2 separate regions of the Homo sapiens genome follow, and region 2 is linked to region 1. A link is a loop called in an ENCODE intact Hi-C map of the cell type or tissue named here. Cell type or tissue: PC-3. All regions are shown on one strand. Each heading gives the region's core, and the rest is flanking DNA. Links, peaks and the distances in the headings are about the cores only. Region 1 has its middle 590 kb from the start of ANKRD30A. Region 2 has its middle 570 kb from the start of LINC02630.

Region 1 (5,390 bases), core at 267-5,266:
CTGCTGTTTACCACAATCATAATAGCTTTAAGATAAGCATGTTTAATATCTCAACTAAAACAGTTTTGAGAAGTGTGATGTTTCATTGGCTGAGGTATGATCTCTGTTTTAAAAAACAAAGATCAACCAGGCGCGGTAGATTACACCTGTAATCCCAGCACTTTGGGAGACCTAGGCAGGCAGATCACGAGGTCAGGAGATCAAGACCATCCTGGTTAACACGGTGAAACCCTGTCTCTACTAAAAATACAAAAAATTAGCCGTGTGTGGTGGCGGGCATCTGTAATCCCAGCTACTCCGGAGGGTGAGGCAGGAGAATTGCTTGAACCCAGGAGGCGGAGCTTGCGCCATTGCACTCCAGCCTGGGCAACAGAGCGAGGCTCCGTCTCAAAAAAAAAAAATCATCTTTTCCAATAGAAGCCAATTTAAAACGAGCTAATTATACTTGAAAATGTATTTTCAAATACGTGTAATGTGTATTTAAGAGAAAAATCCCACAACTCACCCCTGAGAAATTAATTCATTTACTTGTAGGCATACAGTAAGGTCTCAGTTTTTAGTGAATGATTGACGGAGCTGGAATTCCAGATTTTCTTATGTCTAATATGATTATTTTAAAAAGAATATCTAAAAAGAGAAGGTAATCTTGGCTGTTTTACTAGTATTTAAAAGTTATACCCTCAGCCGTACATGGTGGCTCATGCCTGTGATCTGAGCACTTTGGGAGGCCAAGGCAGGTGGATCGCTTGAGCTCAGGAGTTCAAGACCAGCCTGGGCAACACATTGAGAACCCGTCTCTACAAAAAATACAAAAGTTAGCCAGGCATGGTGGCGCATGCCTGTAATCCCAGCTATGTGGGAAGCTGAGGTGGGAAGATTGGCTGCAGTGAGGAGAGATTGCACCAATGCACACCAGCCTGGGTGACAAAGTGATATCCTGTCTCAAAAAAATAAAAATAAAAATAAGCTGTACCCTCCAAGTCAGCTGAAGTTATTGCACAGTTTACATACTTATCCTGTATATATGCAAGTTCTTTCCAGATTCCTCTGTCGTTGGTGATCCTGTTACTTACATATATCTCTTCAAAATATGTTTTAAATATTTCAATTAAGTGTTAAAATTTAAATGTTTTTCATTTAAATATTCATACTTACATTTTTAAATATTTGGGTATTTAAAATTAAAGGAGGTCTTGTGCAATATTTATTTGTCAATTATATATTTTAAATTAAATTAGATTAAATTAAAGGAGAAATACAAAAGACTCCAAGTAATAATGTCACTTTCATTCTTTAGTTCAGGGTAAATATAAAACATAGGACAAAAAAAGAAAGACAATGAAAGAAAAAAAAGAAAGGAGAAGAAGAGGAGCACTCTTTTTAAAATATAAATTGCAACTTCTACATGGTATTTATATTTTTATACTCCTTAGCCTAGCACATCTAATAGAGAAATCACTGTATCTATGTAAGAGGCAGAGAAGCACATATTCCTACAAATATGTTTTGGTCTTCCCTGTCATTTTAACTAACCTGTCTGATCATGTTAATATAGATCTAGAATTCATTGTGCCCAGAATATATATTTTTGACTTCTTTTTCAATTTATTCTTTTAATAAACTAACCAGCCAGGTGTGGTGGCTCATACCTGTAATCCCAGCACTTTGGGAGGCCGAGGCATGGGGATCACAAGGTCAGGAGATTGAGACCATCCTGGCCAACATGATGAAACCCTGTCTCTACTAAAAATATTGAAAAAAAAAAAAAAAGCTGGGTGTGGTGGCACACGCCCGTAATCCCAACTACTCGGGAGGCTGAGGCAGGAGAATCACATGAACCTGGGAGGTGGAGATTGCAATGAGCTGAGATCATGCCACTGCACTCCAGCCTGGGCGACAGAGTGAGACTCTGTCTCAAAAAATAAAATAAAAACATAAACTAAGCATATTTTGGCATGTCTTACTTTCTTGATGTACATTTTATCCTCAGCTAGCGTTGCATAAGTTTGAACCTGTCAAAAATAGAATGAACAGACTCTCAATAACACTTACCTAATGCTAGAGGGCAGGAACCATAATTAAAGCAGTGTTCTGCAGTCAATATTTCAGCTGCTTCTCAATTCATGGGAAAAACTTTAATTAGTTTAGTACCTGGTGAGTTTCTACTCACTATTATTCACATAAAGTAAGATATATTACAGTTGGATAAAAGATTAATGGGTAAATGATTTGCAAGTATATAACCCAAAATTTCCAAATCAGGATTAACCAGAAGGAAGGAAAGGAAGGAAAAGAAAGTGGAGAAGGAAAATGAGAAGAAAGAGGAGGAGAGGATGCTGGAAAGAAAGAGGAGGAGGAGAGCAGACAGAAGAGAAATATTATGATATCTCGGGAGCTGCTCATTATACTTCTAGCCCCTGGCTATACAACTCCTGTGATGGGAAAAAGCTGCAAAGGAGAATCCTGGGAGGTACAAGAAAGCTACAAGAACCTGCGAAAACTCCTGTAGTAAGCTTTGCATGATAAAAGGAAATATCCACATTTTTACTTTATGATTTATTCATTTTGACATCTTAACCTAAAAAAGTGTAATTGTTACATCATTTGAGATTATTGAATTCTTTTATAGAACACAGAGATACAAATTAAGGGCATAAAGCTGACTACAGAATAGTCAGTAGCTTGTGAGAATCATTAGACTCAGAAAAGTAAGTTCAGCCTAAGTGTGTTGAACATGGATAGGAAGGGAGAAAAGGCCTAAGGAAGCATTAAGTAGTTATGGGGCACTAGATCTTCCTCAATTTTTGGTTACCTCCATTCTGGCCCCATATGTCTCCTACCTAGGATATGCAGACAAATCCCAGAGCATCTCAGCAGTTTCCAGTGAGCCCCAGCTGCTGGCCAGGAGTCCCTGAACATGTGCCTCTCTGTGGGAGGAAGTGAGTGCTAGCTTCAGGGCACTTACTAAGCCCCTTGCTCACCCTGCGCTCTGGACCTTGAAACCACACCACCGCAGGGCAGGGTTATGTGTCAGAGAAACAGGATATGTGAAGGTTGTGTAACACCGGATTCAGGTGTCATGGTCTTCTCATTTTGCTAGCTCCCTTTCCTAAGTTTGTGAACCTACTTCCTCTCTTTCTCCTTGCATCTTGCTGTATGATTTAGCAAGCCATGTGACTTGAGCATCTTACTTGGGTCTGGGCACCATTCTGTCCCATGACCTCAGAGATAATCGGCTTAGAGCAAGCACACTTGGAGGCCACTGGGACTTTGAGAACCTATCCCGTCACAACAGATATAATTGAGTCCACATGGTGATGTTTCTGGATCAAGGAAAACATACTAAGTTGTCTTTCATACTCACATTAGATTTTTTAGCAACAAGAAGTTCAATCACACCCCAGCGAGCAGTTGCTGGTCAATGATACAAGTTGTTTCTATTTTCTTTGTGCCAGCTATCACCAAAACATCTGAATTATATTCTTAGCTCTGTGAATGTTAAAATTTTTACCCTCTTCAGACATTTGCCTCAGCAAATGTCTCATTAAAATTTCATAACTTTAAAGCAGTTTCTCTTGCTTTTAGCATTTAATGCTTTCTCAGACACTCTACTGTTTCGAAGAGGACAATAGTCTCACATGCAGCGTAATAACTTATGAGGCTCCCAGTGCTGTAGGCTAAATGCTTGCATCCCCAGAGAGAAAAATGGAAATTAACATTTTCCTCCATACCTCTCCATCTGCACGCCTCCCGCCTCAGTATATGGGCTCACAGATGTACGTGAAATTTTTTCCATTGCATGTAAAGTTTGCCCAGTAGTTTTAACATGTTATAAACGAGAATTGCTGGAACACTAAGTCGCATATGAATAGAGAAAAGCCAAGTTTCCAGCTAAATCAGACAATTCCATTACTAAGTCATTCGCAGGGAGTAAAATGTGTGTTTAGAAGGCTAAAGTAATGGAGGTCTGTTGCTCTAGACTACTGAAAATTACAGACACACACACACACACACACACACACACACACAAATATTTTAGATCCTCAGTTGGTGTGTTTGAATAGGTGATTAGGCAGAAATAAATTCAACCATCAAGTAGACAGATTTTATTTTTGACTATAGTCTTCATGAGGAAACTGGTGCTTGGAATAGAAAAATCAAGATTCAGTCTTGGACCCTTGACATTCTCTGGTTTCTCATAAATAAACCTTGAGAATTTGATTAATGATGTTAAGCAGGGACTTAAGACATAAATGTCCTTGACCACAAAACAGTTCTTCTCTGCCTATTGAAGGTTATTATTTTTCCTTAAGTGCTTGTTAAGAAAGAAGGACCTAAAAATGTGAAGAATGAAGGGGATCCCCACCACGGCCAAGCAGAACAGTGAAATCTGCATCTGACCCCATTGAGGGAGCAGTTACGGCTATGTTTCCCTTAGGTTCAAAATATACAGTAAATTAATGTATTGGGTGTACATGTTACTAAATGTTTCTGGGTATAGCAAACCTCTCATAGATCTTAACATGAGATGACAACGTTGTCACCATTTATATGGTTCCCCATGTCACAACAGACTATTTTTTTTTGAGACAGAGTCTCGCTGTGTCGCCCAGGCTGGAATGCCATGGTGTGATCTTGGCTCACTGCAACCTCCACCCCCCTGGGGTTCAAGTAATTATCCTGCCTCAGCCTCCCGGGTAGCTGGGACTACAGGTGTGCACCACCACGTCTGGCTAATTTTTGTATTTTTAGTAGAGACAGGGTTTCACCATGTTGGTCAGGTTGGTCTCGAACTCCTGACCTCATGATCCACCTGCCTTGACCTCCCAAAGTGCTGGGATTATAGGTGTGAGCCACCACACCTGGCCTTTTTTGTTTGTTTGTTTGAGACAGAGTCTCACTCTGTTGCCCAGGCTGGAGTGCAATGGCATGATCTTGGCTCACTGCAACCTCTGCCTCCCGGGTTCAAGTGATTCTCATCCTTCAGCCTCCCAAGTGGCTGGGATTACAGGTGTGAGCCACTATGGCTGGCTAATTTTTGTATTTTTAGCAGAGACTGGGTTTTGCCATGTTAGCCAGGTTGGTCTCGAACTCCCGACCTCAGATGATCCACTGGCCTTGGCCTCCCAAAGTGCTAGGATTACAGGCATGAGCCACCACGCCTGGCCCATGATAGACTTTATATGTACATCATAATCAGTGGCATAAAAATAAAATCCTTATATATACAATTTTTTACTTTTTACTAGCTAAACATGAGTAATTTTTTTTTTTTTTTTTTTTGAGATGGAGTCTCTCTCTGTTGCCCAGGCTGGAGTGCAGCGGCACGATCTCAGCTCACTGCAAGCTCCACCTCCCGGGTTCACGCCATTCTCCCACCTCAGTCTCCC
Region 2 (5,390 bases), core at 237-5,236, 69 kb after region 1:
TGAAGAGTCTGGCATTATATTAAAAGGATATTTTATTTACTGAAGTAGTTACCTGTCAACTAATGCTATTTAAGCGCATTCTTTTAAATAGGAAAAAAAACCCCTGGGTTTTATGTTCTTCAATTTCTTGAATTAAGATGATTAAAAGTGGAGATTAAATATAATCTTTATTCCAAAGTCACTCCTGTGTACTATGCCAGATACTTAGGCAGCAGTTAAATTCCTTGAGTCCACTAAAATTGCATTTGCCCTGTTACCATTTCAGCAAAAGAAGCTATTTTCATTTGTGAATACATGATTTAGTTATAAATATTTCAGGCGTATGTTTTTCATCTTCTATTTGCTTACTGACTCTTTTCCCCCGAATTTTCTGTAGCCTTGGTGTATAGGATTGAACTATATTTCTTTTCTTTTTTTTTTTTTTTTGAGACAGAGTCTAGCTCTGTCACCCTGGCTGGAGTGCAGTGGCGCGATCTCCGCTCACTGCAAGCTCTGCCTCCCAGGTTCTCGCCATTCTCCTGCCTCAGCCTCCCGAGTAGCTGGGACTACAGGCGCCTGCCACCACGCCCAGCTAATTTTTTGTATTTTTAGTAGAGATGGGATTTCACCGTGTTAGCCAGGATGGTCTCGATCTCCTGACTTCGTGATCCGCCTGCCTCGGCCTCCCAAAGTGCTAGGATTACAGGCGTGAGCCACTGCTCCTGGCCTGAACTCTATTTCTTATAACCTGGTTTGTGTAAGTGCACAGGATGAAGAGTTTGGGGGGGCTGAAGGCAGAACTTGCTAGGAAGGCTGACTCTTTTTTTCTCTATGGAAATTTCTTCAAATGCCCTGCATCAAGTGACACTCCATGGAACCAAGGGAGTATCACACTGCAGTCATTTGCAGCTTATTTTCCAATTACCACCCTACCTTGGAGCTCTGAATATGTTCACTGGGCCATCAACATCCATTCCTGCCTCCTCTTGTGTGCCTTATGGTATGGTAGAGGCTGGAAAACTAAAAGCCTATTTCCCAGACTCCTTTGTGGACAGGGTCATGGATGCAAATTAGATGCATTCATGCTCTACCTGCAATTCATCTCTGAACTGAAATCCCATATCCTGCTGAGGTTTCTGCAGGCAAGCAAGGTCCCAGGGACACGAGTGTGGACAAGAGCTGTGGAGGCAGCCTTGTGGATCCACTTTCTGGTCACAAGTGCGGTCAGGAGGTATTGAGCTGGTTGTAGAAGAGGAGATAGCGGTGGTAGTGCCTTCCAGGTTCTTAGATTGAAGCTATAGCAGTGGTTTCTACACAAGAGAGAGCCATTATTAGACCTGACTCCTACCATTCTAGCCCTTGCAAAAATGTTATATTCCTTGTATTAAATCTTCTCCTTAAAATACGTAAAGCAATTTATTGCCCTGAATCTATCTGATATGCCTAGCATATGGCAAGCCCTGGAAGGTTTTCCTGCTGATGCAGAGATCCCCAGGTGGCATGCAGGATTTCTTATTCCCAGTTGATCCTTGATTTTTCCCAACCTTCCCACTTGGCCCTTAAGTTCACTTATTTGTTTGTTTGATATGGGTTTTGTTTGTGGTCATGGCAGTGGTTTATTCTACTGGATTTGGAGGGAGGTAGAGTCTTAGATTCATTTTTATTCCGCCATCTTTCCCTTACATTGAAAAGAATGATTTAAAAACTCATCAAAAAGAAATATACTTCAGGTTAATTTTCTTTGACAAATTTCTTTGACAAATTCAGGTCTTCCCCGAAGGCCTTATAAATTCAAAGTGAAAAGAAAACGTACAATTAATTATATTTGTAATCAATTTGTTTTGGGTCTGTTTTATGGTACAATATTATATTTTGTATATGCACTTTTTGCACCAGAAAGTTTTTAAAAATACATATATCTTGGCCACTTTAAGCATTTGCTCTTTGGATCACTGACTATTTACAGTGTTTATTATGCACCAAACAAAGATGAGTGAGACAAATTATCAGCTTTATTTCTCCAATGAATATTATTGCTTCAGAAACTATCACTATATGTTTCTAAAATATCAATACACTAAATATAGTAACCTACCTTTCTTAGACCTTATTGAAATGGAAGAATGATGAAAATTGATATATATTGATTCTGTTACTGATACTGTCTGATAGTGGTCACAGAAAATTTCATAAGCAATTATCATTCAACTTTTACATCTGGGGAAACAAAGATCAGAAACATAAAATGACTTCAAAATCATTTTCCAGGCCACTGAATAATGGAGCTGAATTCAAAATCCATGGTGTTTTCACTTTCCTGTGCATTTCTTCAGGAGATACAGTTTACAAAAAGGTAAATTTTAGAAAAAAATAATATACATGTTATCTTATATCTGAATGGTCTTACTACATCTCAAAGTAATTTGTAAGTTCATTATTTCATTTAGTAAACATTGCCAGGAGATAGACTGGCAGGAGTGGAAGTATTGTGTCCATTTTATACATGTAGGCAATAGAAGTATCTAATCTAAGTTTTTACCTTTTACTAATTATATCAAGTTATTGTTTGTTTTAATGTTTCAAAAGTCACGTGATTGCTAGGTAAAACACCGACAAATTCTTTAAAGAAGGACAATAATTTTTACTTTTCTCAACTTTCTTGGATAAATACATTTAGAAAAGTTAACAAAAATTAATTAGAGAAACTGCTCTCTGACAACTTTTATGTATAATATTTATGTCAATTTTACTTAAATGGCAATGTTCAATTTTTCAAAATTTGATTTAAAAAATGTGCACAAACATCAAGAAAGAATGTATGAGTAATGTTTTAATCAGTTTTTTAAAATTTGCCTGAGGAATGAGTATCAGGAAAAAGGATATAAATGCATCCATAAAATTTAAAAATAAATGTTACTGCATTATGGCACTAATCTGTGAGTTAGGACTATTACAGAAACATAATGCTGCTTAGTTCAAAAACAAACACGCTTACTCTGGTCCCCTTCCCTTGGCTGTGACTTTACCAACCTCAGTACTTTTCCAAACATCCTCATTAACTATGGACTTGAAGAAACAGCAAGCAGCATGCCAGCTCCAGAGGGCATTGCTCCCTGTGTAACTGAGCTGCATCCAGAGAAAGAAAAGAAGTGAATGCATACATGGAAGGTGCATCACACAGACATGGCATTCAAAATACATGTGATGCCCTTGAAAGAAGAAAATCAGAGTGATCAAACAGGGAGGTTCAAAGAGACCTTGGGAATCACTGACACTGTTCCTTCTGCCAGGCAAAATTATACTAAACCCACCTGGGATTGTTTCAAAGTAAGCTATTTGCCTTTGGTTGTTTTTCTGTTTTACACTAGTCAGAATTTGTTCATTTTTAATCTCAAAGTTATTTCATACTTCAGCTAGTTTTCAGAATTGTTGAAATTGCTTATTTGTTGAGTTGCATAATACACCTTGCCCACATTCAATCCTCTGCCCCATTTAAACTTGCATATTTTGATAACCCCTTACGTGACCATGATGAATTGTGATTACCTCCTGAAATGTCACAGGCAGGTGAAAGTATGACTCAATTTCAACTTGTTATCCTTGATGCATTTCACATTAATTTACATATATCTTTCTCTAAGATTACAGACAAGAGGGAAAATGGAAGAATAATTTCATGGATCTCTTAAGAACTGTTCAGAACATTAGTTCTTTCAAAACTGTGGTTGCCGAAAATTCAGCTGAGATAACAGAGAGCTCCCTTCACGGATGATACAGGAGCAATTCAGATCCTACTGCTTTCACACAAAAAAGTATCAAAATCTAATTCCTAAAAATGCAAAATGTTGCCAAGTCTGCCAGCTATAACTTAGCAAAGCTTTCAGGGATTTCCAGTGTGCACTTTCATCTTCTCACCAGCCATGTGTATATACACAGTGACTTCCAATGTTCCATGTTTTCTTCTTCCAAAGACACATTTAAACAACATGTTGTTGCTAATTTTGGGATTTTGCAGTGGGTGCATGTAACTATGAACAATCACGATGCTTTGCAAATCATTAGCTATCAACATACAGTGGATTTTGCAGTACAGAGACAGCTTGAAGTAATAAACACTTGACAATCCTAAATTTCTAGAACTTGATGTAATTTACTAAACGAAGAATATAAAACCATTTCTATAAACAGAGCAAAATGAAGCCCCAATAGTGAGGGCATAGAGCAGGAAGAGCATGTTGAAATATGACTTTTGCATTTGTATGTATGACTGAAAATAAGAGGTGGCAAGCTGCCTATTCTCAACTTTACCAACTACACACATTTTTCTGTGAGGCAGTCTTGCTATTCAGGATTGCCTTAAGGAATCTGAGGAGATCAACTGCAATTGTAAACAAAGAGGGCACTAAACCAAGCAGTGTCAATGTATTACCATTAAGAAAGGATCCAATAAGATTGCTGATATTAAAAATTGACTCTTAACATCTTCATATTTTAAACGTGGTGTTGAAATAAATATTAAATAGGACAAAACCAGTAGCCAAGGAGATGATGACAAAAGACTTTCTCAATCCACGTGAACTGCTTGTTTTGATTACATCCTTTACCCAGTATTATGTTTAAGGGATTTGGCTATAACAAAATAAGTGTCTATTTCAAAATCTGATGATGAATTTCTCCCATGGATGCATTGGTTTGTAAAGATCAAAATTGAATGATTAAGCTATGGTAAAATTTCTCTAATATTCTACTCAATGCGCTACAACATCAGTCCCCAACCTTTTTGGCATCAGGTACTGATTTTGTGGAAGACAGTTTCTCCATCCAGGAGTGGAGGGCGGGGTCAGGATGATTCAAGCACATTACATTTATTATGCACTTTATTTCTATTATTATTACACTGTAATATGTAATTAAGTAATTATAAAACTCATCATAAAGTAGAATCAATGGGAGCCCTGAGCTTGTTTTCCAGTAATTAGATGGTCCCATCTGGGGGTGATGGGAGATAGTAACAGATCATCTGGCATTAGATTCTCATAAGGAGCATGCAACCTAGATCCCTCGCATGCACAGTTCACAATAAGATTGGTGCTCCTATGAGAATCTAATGCTGCTGCTGATTTGACAGGAGGCAGAGCTCAGGAAGTAATGCAAGTGACAGGGAGCAGCTATAAATAACAGATGAAGCATTGCTCCATGGCTTGCTGCTCACCTCCTACTGTGTGGCCCGGTTCCTAACAAACCACAGACAGGTACTGGTCCCTGGCCTTTACAACCAGTAATATTCATAAGAGCAAACATTTGGATGTTTACTGTATTCCAGGAACTTTTTATAGTGTTTTACATGGACTCACTTAATTCTCATCACAAGCCTACATAGAAGGTATGATTATTATTCCCATTTTGCAGAT

What was found. Peaks named below come from ENCODE experiments on the same cell type or tissue, not always from the same donor. Only the 100,000 strongest peaks of a DNase experiment are listed, where the experiment ranks them.
Region 2: a loop joins it to region 1, with 4 times the contacts of the local background. A loop is called at or near these places in 2 of 110 quality-filtered maps.

Annotation. Positions count from the first base shown.
Region 1 is chr10:36,532,434-36,537,823 of GRCh38, reverse strand. No RefSeq gene overlaps it. Among named protein-coding and RNA genes, the nearest start is that of ANKRD30A, 590 kb to the left of the region's middle. In PC-3, for the core only: no CTCF peak of the experiment used is centred there; a DNase peak (open chromatin) is centred at 3,003; H3K27ac peaks cover 4,278 bases.
Region 2 is chr10:36,463,371-36,468,760 of GRCh38, reverse strand. No RefSeq gene overlaps it. Among named protein-coding and RNA genes, the nearest start is that of LINC02630, 570 kb to the right of the region's middle. In PC-3, for the core only: a CTCF peak has its summit at 3,087; a DNase peak (open chromatin) is centred at 3,010; H3K27ac peaks cover 2,218 bases.